Regions from separate parts of the Homo sapiens genome. Here regions 1 and 3 are each linked to region 2. A link is a contact called in ENCODE Hi-C or POLR2A ChIA-PET data. All regions are on one chromosome and are shown on one strand. The core of a region is the stretch at or near the end of the contact, and the rest is flanking DNA. Distances in the headings are between cores, read along the strand shown.

Evidence for each region. A loop is a pair of places that touch in the nucleus more often than their neighbours do. ChIA-PET counts read pairs that join two places held with the same protein, here RNA polymerase II (POLR2A). Pooled maps may share reads with other maps.
Region 1: a loop to region 2 is called in a pooled map, with 23 times the contacts of the local background. The contact joins the enhancer-like site here to the promoter of ATP2A2 in region 2. A Hi-C loop is called at or near these places in 1 of 37 single-sample maps with no recorded cell type and 7 of 50 pooled maps. POLR2A ChIA-PET finds 5 or more read pairs at or near these places in 1 of 52 experiments (CD8-positive, alpha-beta memory T cell).
Region 3: a map of CD8-positive, alpha-beta T cell shows a loop between it and region 2 (23-fold over the local background). The contact joins the promoter of PPTC7 here to the promoter of ATP2A2 in region 2. A Hi-C loop is called at or near these places in 5 of 168 maps with a recorded cell type or tissue (CD8-positive, alpha-beta T cell, OCI-LY7, gastrocnemius medialis and 1 more), 4 of 37 single-sample maps with no recorded cell type and 20 of 50 pooled maps. POLR2A ChIA-PET finds 5 or more read pairs at or near these places in 5 of 52 experiments (H1, MCF 10A, WTC11 and 2 more).

The regions. Positions count from the first base shown.
Region 1 is chr12:110,775,117-110,777,901 of GRCh38, reverse strand. No RefSeq gene overlaps it. Among named protein-coding and RNA genes, the nearest start is that of PPP1CC, 34 kb to the right of the region's middle. RefSeq lists an enhancer at 1,105-1,444. Within about 2 kb of position 1,286, at least 2 of the 41 ENCODE cell types and tissues checked have a DNase peak (open chromatin) inside an H3K27ac peak, as active enhancers do.
Region 2 is chr12:110,279,879-110,282,689 of GRCh38, reverse strand. It overlaps ATP2A2 (ATPase sarcoplasmic/endoplasmic reticulum Ca2+ transporting 2), which reads right to left and starts at 1,443. Exons shown (of 20, transcript NM_170665.4): 1 at 783-1,443; 2 at 69-86. The coding sequence starts at 900. RefSeq lists enhancers at 1-748, 1,866-1,935 and silencers at 576-1,085, 1,176-1,775.
Region 3 is chr12:110,581,999-110,584,910 of GRCh38, reverse strand. PPTC7 (protein phosphatase targeting COQ7) reads left to right here and starts at 1,593. Exons shown (of 6, transcript NM_139283.2): 1 at 1,593-2,102. The coding sequence starts at 1,880. RefSeq lists silencers at 1,441-1,770, 1,811-1,960.

The DNA.
Region 1 (2,785 bases), core at 37-2,536, 500 kb before region 2:
TCGTGCCATTGCACTCCAGCCTGGGCGACAGAACGAGACTCCGTCTCAAGATAGTAATAATAACAACAACAACAACAGTATCTCTCTCTCAGAGGGGTGTTGTGAAGATCTGATGAAACGAGACATGTAGAGTTCCGAAATGATAGTAAGGACTAGAAAATGTATGTTGTTGTTAGAATTAGTACAAAACTGAGGCCCAAGTTTACACAAATTAGGTAATGGCAGATCCAGGCTTAGCAGCTGGTCTTGCAGCTCTCACTCCAGCATATTATTTCCTTTTTTTTTCTTCTTGAGATGGAGTCTCGCTCTGTCGCCCAGGCTAGAATGCAGTGGCGTGATCTCAGCTCACTGCAACCTCCGCCTCCCAGGTTCAAGCGATTCTCCTGCCTCAGCCTCCTGAGTAGCTACGACTAGAGGGGTGCGCCACCGCGCCTGGCAAATTTTTTCTATATTTAGTAGAGATAGGGTTTCATCATGTTGGCCAGGCTGGTCTCAAACTCTTGACCTCAAGTGATCTGCCCGCCTCGACCTCCCAAAGTGCTGGGATTACAGACGTGAGCCACCGCAGCTCTTGTATTTTCACCAAGAGAGTTTCTTGCTACTTACTCTTCCACCAAAAACAGTGATAATACTAATTATTTTAGTTATTACAGCTGAGACTCTGTGTTCCAGATCCCATCTTAACACCTTACACCTGCTCATCAAATCATTGTGACAACCTTGTAACATAGGTCCCATCATTATCCTTAGTTTATAGATGAGGAAACTGAGGCCCAGAAAGCAAGAGAACCTTGCCCAAGGTCACACAGCTAGTAGACAGCAGGGCTAGGATGCAAAGGCAGGCAGCCGGCCCCAGAGTCCACCTTGTAATCTCTGCACTCACTGCTTTCCATTAAACTTCTTGGGGATTTACCGCAAATCATGGTTACTTTTCTTTACTATTATCTCTATATATATATCAATTGACTTTCACTTACACAAGTAATATGTGAATGAATACATTCTAAAAAACAAAAACAAAATTAGGGCATGACTGACAAAACTAAACTCTGCTTGGACATTACTCTTATTTTCCACTGTGAGTAGTTTGGTAAGAATCCTCTCAGCCTTTTGCCTACACGTTTACATATGTACTTTACTGCCACTTTGCATACTCTTCCCACTGGGCCTCTAGAAAACAGTAGCTGAGACGGCAAACTTGAGACTGAAGAAAGGTTGTGGGGGCTGGAGATGGTATCACTTTCTGTTTTCTGTAGATCAGTTACCTATAAATATTCTGAAAGCTTCCCGGCAGGTGACTCAGCCAATGGGCCAGAGAGTTGGATGCATAATTAGGTTTCCTTGGCTATCTGCAGAGACAAAACCAGAGAAGGTGGGCTGTCTCTATCCAATATGGCTGCCACTCACCAAATGGGGTTTTGGGCCCTTGAAATGTGGCTTGTCCGAACTGAGATGGGATATAAGTGCAAAATACCAGATTTTGTAGCCTTATACAAAAAAAAAAAAAGAGGATAACATAGCTCATGCTTTTTTAAAAAAAACCTTTCCTATGGTGCTAAATTAATTTCTTTTCTTTCTTTCTTTCTTTCATTCATTTTCTTTCCTTCCTTCTTTCTTTTTTTTCTTATTTCTATGAGTCAGGGTTTCACTCTGTCACCCAAGCTGTAATGGCCTCACAAGTAGCTGGGACTTGTGTATGTGTAATCACTTCTAGCTAATTTTCTTTACTTCCTTCCTTCCTTTCTTTCTTTCTTTCTTTCTTTTCTTTCTTTCGAAACAGGGTTTCACTATGTTGCCCAGACTGGTCTCAAATTCCTGGCTTCAAGCAATCCTCTCACTTTGGCCTCCCAAAGTGCTAGGATTACAGGCATGAGCCACTGCACCTAGCCTTGAAATACTTTCTTTTTTTTCTCTCTCTCTTTTTTTTTTTGAGATGGACTGTCTTGTCACCCAGGCTGGAGTACAATGGCATGATCTTGGCTCACTATAACCTCCACCTCCCAGATTCAAGCTATTCTACTGCCTCAGCCTCTCAAGTAGTTGGGATTACAGGTGCCTACCACCGTGCCCGGCTAATTTTTGTATTTTTAGTAGAGACGGGGTTTCACCATGTTGGCCAGGCTGGTCTTGAACTCCTGACCTCAGGTGATCCACCCGACTCGGCCTCCCAAAGTGCCAGGATTACAGGCATGAGCCACTGTGCCCGACCAGAATGCTTTCTTTATATTGATTACGTGTTAAAATGGTCATTTTTAAAATATATCAGGTTAAATTAAATATATCATTTAAATTAACTTCAGCTTTTTTAATGAGGCTACTGGAAAAATTAAAAGTCCATATGTGGTTTGAATTCTTTTTTTTTTTTTTTAAACACACTCTGTTGCCCAGGCTGGAGTGCAGTGGCGAGATCTTGGCTCCCTGCAACCTCTGCCTCCCAGATTCAAGCGATTCTCCCGCCTCAACCTCCCAAGTAGCTGGGACTACAGGCGCCCACCATCACACCTGGCTAATTTTTGTATTTTTAGTTGAGAGGGGGTTTCACCATGTTAGCCAGGCTGGTCTCGAACTCCCGGCCTCAAGGGATCCATCCGCCTTGGCCTCCCACAGTGCTGGGATTACAGGCGTGAGCCACCGTGCCCGGCCTTGAATTCTATTTCTAATGGATAGCGCTGTTCTAAACAGTTGCTTGAGGAGACACTATTTTAAAAAATTATCTGAGAATGGTAATGATAGTTCGATTGTATCAGGTGCTCTAAGATGAGGTTGCAGGCTAAACACTTCCCAT
Region 2 (2,811 bases), core at 194-2,693:
TTTAACTGTCATCTTACCATCAGCACACCAACAGAGGAAAAAAAACAGAAACAGCATGTTAAGATTACCTTCTTCAGCCGGTAACTCTGTAGAATGTAGAAATTCGTCAAGCAATGTGTCAAGAGGGAGGTTAAAAAAAAAAAGAGAGAGACATTTTAGCACTTCGTTTTTCTAAAAAGAACTGCTACAATTCTAAGCATCAATATCTTTAAAACACAGACCTAGCTATAAGAATATCCGATTTTTTTAGCAGAGGGCATACCACGAAGATATCTCAAGGAAGCATGCACTCTTTGTAATCAATGGCCTGAGGTCTAGCCCTAAGCGTGAAATCACTTCGGGCTCCTGAACCTAGGAGTGGTTTCAGCGATGTCATCACTTCTGCCAGATGTGTAACTTTGGGTAGGACAAGAACGGTCAGAGGCCTTCCAACGACCTCGACTCCTCATAAATCGGCAGGGGACGAGAAAACGTCTTGCCGGGCTCAACCTAGCTGCAGAAGCCACGTCCCTCCCTCCACCGGGGCCGGCTGCTGCTGGAGAGAAGCCTCCGAGCCTTGCGCGCCGAAAAGGTCGAGGGCCCGAGAAGCGAAGAGGTCCAGGGAAGGCGAGGCGAGGACCGCAGCCCCTTTCTCTCCCGCGGGGCCGGCGCGCTGGCCCGACCCTCCGCCCGCAGCTGTCGGCGGGCGCGGAGCCGAAGCCCACGAGGTGGAGCCCGGTCAGCCATCTTCCCTGGCTCTCCCGGCCGCGCCGGGCCCCTGCAGCGGAGCGCCCTGCACCTACCGTTGGAGCCCCATCTCTCCTTAAGCTTCTTGACCTGTTCCAGGCTCAGCCCCGTACTCTCGTTGACGCCGAAGTGGCCCAGCACCTCCTCCACCGTCTTGGTGTGCGCGTTCTCCATGGCTTCGGGGGCCCGGCCGGCCTCGCCTCCCGTCCCCGCGGCCTCCTCGCCTCCGCCTCGCACTCCGGCCGCGGGCTCGTGCCACCCCGGGAGCCCAGGCGCGGACGGGCTCTCCCCTCCTCCTCTTGCGGCCGCTTCCGCCTCGCCGGGCGCTGAATCACCCCGCGCCCCCTCCCCCAGACAACCGCCCCTCGCGCGGCCCCGAGCTCCGCAGGGCGGGTTGGGGGCTCCTGACCCACCCTCCCTCCCCTCGCCAGAAGGGAGGGCCTCCCTCGCCCTCAGCCGCCCGCCGGGAGGGCAGGCCGCGGCCCCCGAGCCCCCTCCCCGCTCTCTTGAGGCGATCAGAGGCCCCGCCCGGGCCGGAGGAGGGGGCGCCCGGCAGACCACTGAGGGCGGAACGCGGCGAGGGAGGCGAGCCGGCGGGGCGGTGCGCGGCGCGCTCGCCCGGGTCCCTCAGCGCCGCACGCCCGACAGCGGCGGAGGAAACTGCGGCGAAGGAAAAGGAGGTGGCGTCGGGGACGGCTCCGCGGCGGCTGCTCTAATAGCATTTATCGGCCGCTGCCTCCCCTTTCGCCGCCGCCGCGGCATGTGGACGCCGCTCATTGGCCGAGAGCGCCCAGCGCGGCGCGGGCGGCGCGGCCCCGCCCCCTCCTCCCGGCTCCCTCCTCCCGCGCGCCTGGCGCCCACGCTGCCGCGCAGGCCCCGCCCCCTCCCGCGCGCCGCCCCTAGGAACCCGGATCGAGGCCGCGCGCGCCGCGGTCGCGGGGCTGGCGGAGGGGAAGCTGGGTACCCTCTTCTGTGCCTGCGGTTCTCTGACCCACCCACCTGCAGACGCAGGGTGGGGCGCTCACAGTGGGCACGCTGCTCTGGGGCCGGTGGGCGGATGGTTGGAAGGCGAGGCCGAGGAGCTGGGAGCGCGGTCCACGCGGGGCGTCTCGAGGCGCCCTCGGGCTGATGTCCTTGGCTCGCCTCCTCGCCCTCGGTCGCCCGGGCTGCGCTCTGCATCCTAATCTGGCTCCTTCAGAGCCCCCCTCAGAAACCAAGGGGAGGAATTCCGCAGTTCACTTCCCACACAACCCAAATCCTTCATCTGTCGCCTCGGGAACACCGCATCCTACACCCCCTGCCGCCAGCTCCTTCGCACGCCAGCCCCGATTCTTCCCCAGCGGGTTCTGGGCCCTGACGAGGGAACCCCCCTCGCGGGGGGGAGGGAGAAGAGTTGATTTTATTATTAATAGCTGACGCAGCGCTTGATAGGTGTCTGCAGGGCAGTCACAGTTCACGCCGCTGGAGCTGCCACACAGCAGCTAGACTTGGGCTAGGAGGTGCTTCGCTGTGGCTTTCAGATGAAGGCCATTTCATAGACTCACTTCCCTCGACAGGAGAAAAGGGGACTTGAATCCAAAGCTGCTCTTAAACCACAGATGATTTGCTCTGCTCGGGAGGACAAAGCGCAGGTCACAGCAAGATAAAGGGAATTTTGCCAATATAAAGAAGCTACATTACTTAACAAGGGGATGGGAAATTGCATGGAATTCATGAACAAAACATGAACATATTCTCTTCACAAAGAAGAGCAGCTTTCTTCACGGAGTAGGTTGCAGAATGAAGCAATTAGTCCACTTTTGTGTTTAACAATAACGCACCATCCGCATGAGCAAAAGCAGAGCAGAAAAATCACCTCAGTTGTCTCAAGTGGCTGGGCTTCAGGACTTAAGATAAATTCCTTCAGCAGATGCAAATTACAGTGCATCACCAGCTGAAAAAATCAGGCACGTCATGTCATTTAATTATTTCCAAGGAGTGGACGTTGGCATGTAGTTTTGATTGATACTTGGAAAAGAACCAACAAAACCCTACACGAAACAAACAAACAAAAAATTATACTATATGGCAACGCACTGAGAGAAG
Region 3 (2,912 bases), core at 344-2,843, 300 kb before region 2:
TGCCACTACGTGAAGTCATTTCTTCCGTCCAATTTTGATGAAAGCTCTTAAAGACAGAAACATATATATAGACAGTACTTGGCACACTGTGAACTGCAAAAGTGTTTAATGATGACAGTAATTAGGATAACGGAATAATATGTGTTGAGTTGATAGTTGGCAGCATTTTAAATATATTAAGAAAGCATAAAAAAGGACCATTTAAAAACGAGGTGGGAATCCCCAAAGTAACAATGGTCTTGTTAAAAGTGAACTAGAAAAAGACTGCTGTTTCTGAGAAATATATGTTTCAATCAAACTAAAAATTACTCTAAATTGAATTACTTGCCCCAAAGCTCATTTTCTGTTGTTTGTGAACCCCATTCACTCAATCATTCCTGTATTCAACAAACATGACTTTCTTTTATCATTTGTGTTCTTATTCCATTACTCCTTCCTTTTTTTTTTTTTGAGATGGAGTCCAGCTCTGTCTCCCAGGCTGGAATGCAGTGGCGCTGTCTCGGCTCACTGCAACCTCTGCCTCCCAGGTTCAAGCGATTCTCCTGTCTCAGCCTCCTGAGTAGCTGGCATTACAATCGTTTGTCACCAAGCCCAGCTAATTTTTTTTTGTATTTTCAGTAGAGACCATGTTGGCCAGGCTGGTGTTGAACTCCTGACCTCAAGTGATCTGCCCACCTCGGCCTTCCAAAGTGCTGGGATTACAGGTGTGAGCCACCACGCCCAGCCCATTATTCCTTCTTTTATTCCACAGACATTTACACACTCTCCTACTGTGTGCCAGGCATTGCTTTAGATTCTAATAATTGAGCAGCAAATGATCCTTGTCCTTGGGAAACTTAGAATCTAGTGAAATATTCATTCATTCTTTCATTCATTCACATATTTACTGGGTGCTCACGTGTTCTGGGGATACAGCAACAGAAAACACAGGACCCTCAGGTAAACGAATTACATTCCAAAGGGTAGAAGCGAAAGCAAGGGCAAAGGTCTTGAGACAGCTGTGAGCATGGCTAGAGGCCAGTTAGCAAAAGGGACATGACACCATCTGTGTCCCCTCCCACTCTGATAGGGACACATAACATTTTCTCAATTTTTCCTAAAAGACTACAAAAAGTCTCTTCTTTCCAAACAGTTTGCCGCCCTAAATCCTTCCAGTATATTACTTGGGGAGGTGTCACTAGATCTGTGTACCTCTGTTTCTCATTATGTGACTCCATTCTGGTTTCTTGCAGGTTTTTGTTTAAAGGAATGGTGGCGTTATTTATTTAAAACAGGCTTTAAAAGATACGGTTAAAACAGGGTAGAAAACCCTCACGTGGCCCACCTGCAATTCCTACTAACTTAACATAGGTCCCGCGTCTGAGGAATCCCCCTAGGTCCTAAATCTTTGGCAGCCAAGTCAAAAGTGACTACGACTCCGGGACTATAATTCCCAAGAGACACTGCGTCCGCACCCTCTGCGCATGTTCAACCTTGGTGACTGCATAAGGCAGCGAGCCCAAGGGGCTGGGCTTGGGCCTGAGCGGTGAATCGGGGCGGGGCTAGGGGCAGGGCCAGGGAGGGGGCGGTGCTGCCGGCACCGCCCGGAACACGCTAGTGGAGCGGAAGATGGCGGCGGCGGCGGCGGCCGCTGCAGCCGGGACTTCAGTTGGGCTGAGGCGGAGGAGCCGCCGCTTCTGACCTCGCTCTGGCTCCGGTGCGCGCGGCTGAGCGCGTGCGAGGCCCCGCGCGTCGGGCAGGGGCGGCGGCGGCCACTGCGCGCCGCCCTGAGGAGCGCCCCAGCGGCGGCGCGACTGCGGCTGAGGAGAGAGCCGGCTCCGGGCCTCCGCGTCCTCCTGCTCCCCCGGCCCCCCGCCTCCTCGGGGGGGCGGCGGCGGCGATGTTCTCGGTCCTCTCGTACGGGCGGCTGGTGGCCCGCGCCGTGCTCGGCGGCCTCTCGCAGACCGACCCCAGGGCCGGCGGCGGCGGCGGCGGCGACTACGGACTGGTGACGGCCGGCTGCGGCTTCGGGAAGGACTTCCGTAAGGGCCTCCTCAAGAAGGGCGCGTGCTACGGGGACGACGCGTGCTTCGTGGCCCGGCACCGTTCCGCGGACGTGCTCGGTGAGTCCCCGACCCGGTTCCCTTGCCCCAGCCTCGGATCCGCCTCCCGGGGACTCCCCGCGCGGGGCTTCCCCAGTTCCTCCCGGCGGCGAAAGGAGCCAGAGCGCTCACATGGAGGGAGCGCTTACTATGCGCCAGGCGCCGTGCCAAGCGCTCCGAGGCGCGTTTTCCGCTTGAACGACCCCCATTTTAGAGAGGAGGAAACTAAGGCGCACAGCGGTCAAGTCGTGTGCTCAAGGTCACAACCCGAGAGTGTGACCGGTCTGTCCGAGTCCAGAGCCACACTCTCGGTCTCACTCGGCCGTGCCAGCCCTGGGCGACCTCGTCCCCTCCCTGGGCGACACCTGCAGGCTCCTAACCTCGTTCTGGTTCCCTCTCCGCATGCCCCGGGGATCCCTGCCTCTTCGCGTGCTCCCGACACCACAGCCCGGCCCAGGCTGCGGGATCGCCGGCCGACAGGCAGTCGTGAGCCCCCAGACAGCCCGGCCGTATTCTTTCGCCGCCTGGATGGTAACCAAATCTTCACCCTTTTCGGAGTGTGGCGGTGGGGGCTGCTGGCTTGGCGAAAAAACCCTCACAGCGTTTTCTCCCAAATTGATCTTGTCCACTTGCGGTCACTTGGGGGTTGGCAGAGTCTCCTTGATCCAAAATAGAATGGTCGAGCCTACTTGTAGATTGCAGCCGGTAAAGCTCTGAGGATTGGTCACAGCCTTTTCAGGCCACAGGTGCTCCCTGAGGCCTATTCCAGTTATACCTTTTGGGGGTGGGAGACTACGGAGAGAGCTGGCAGAAAGGGCTAAATATAGTTCA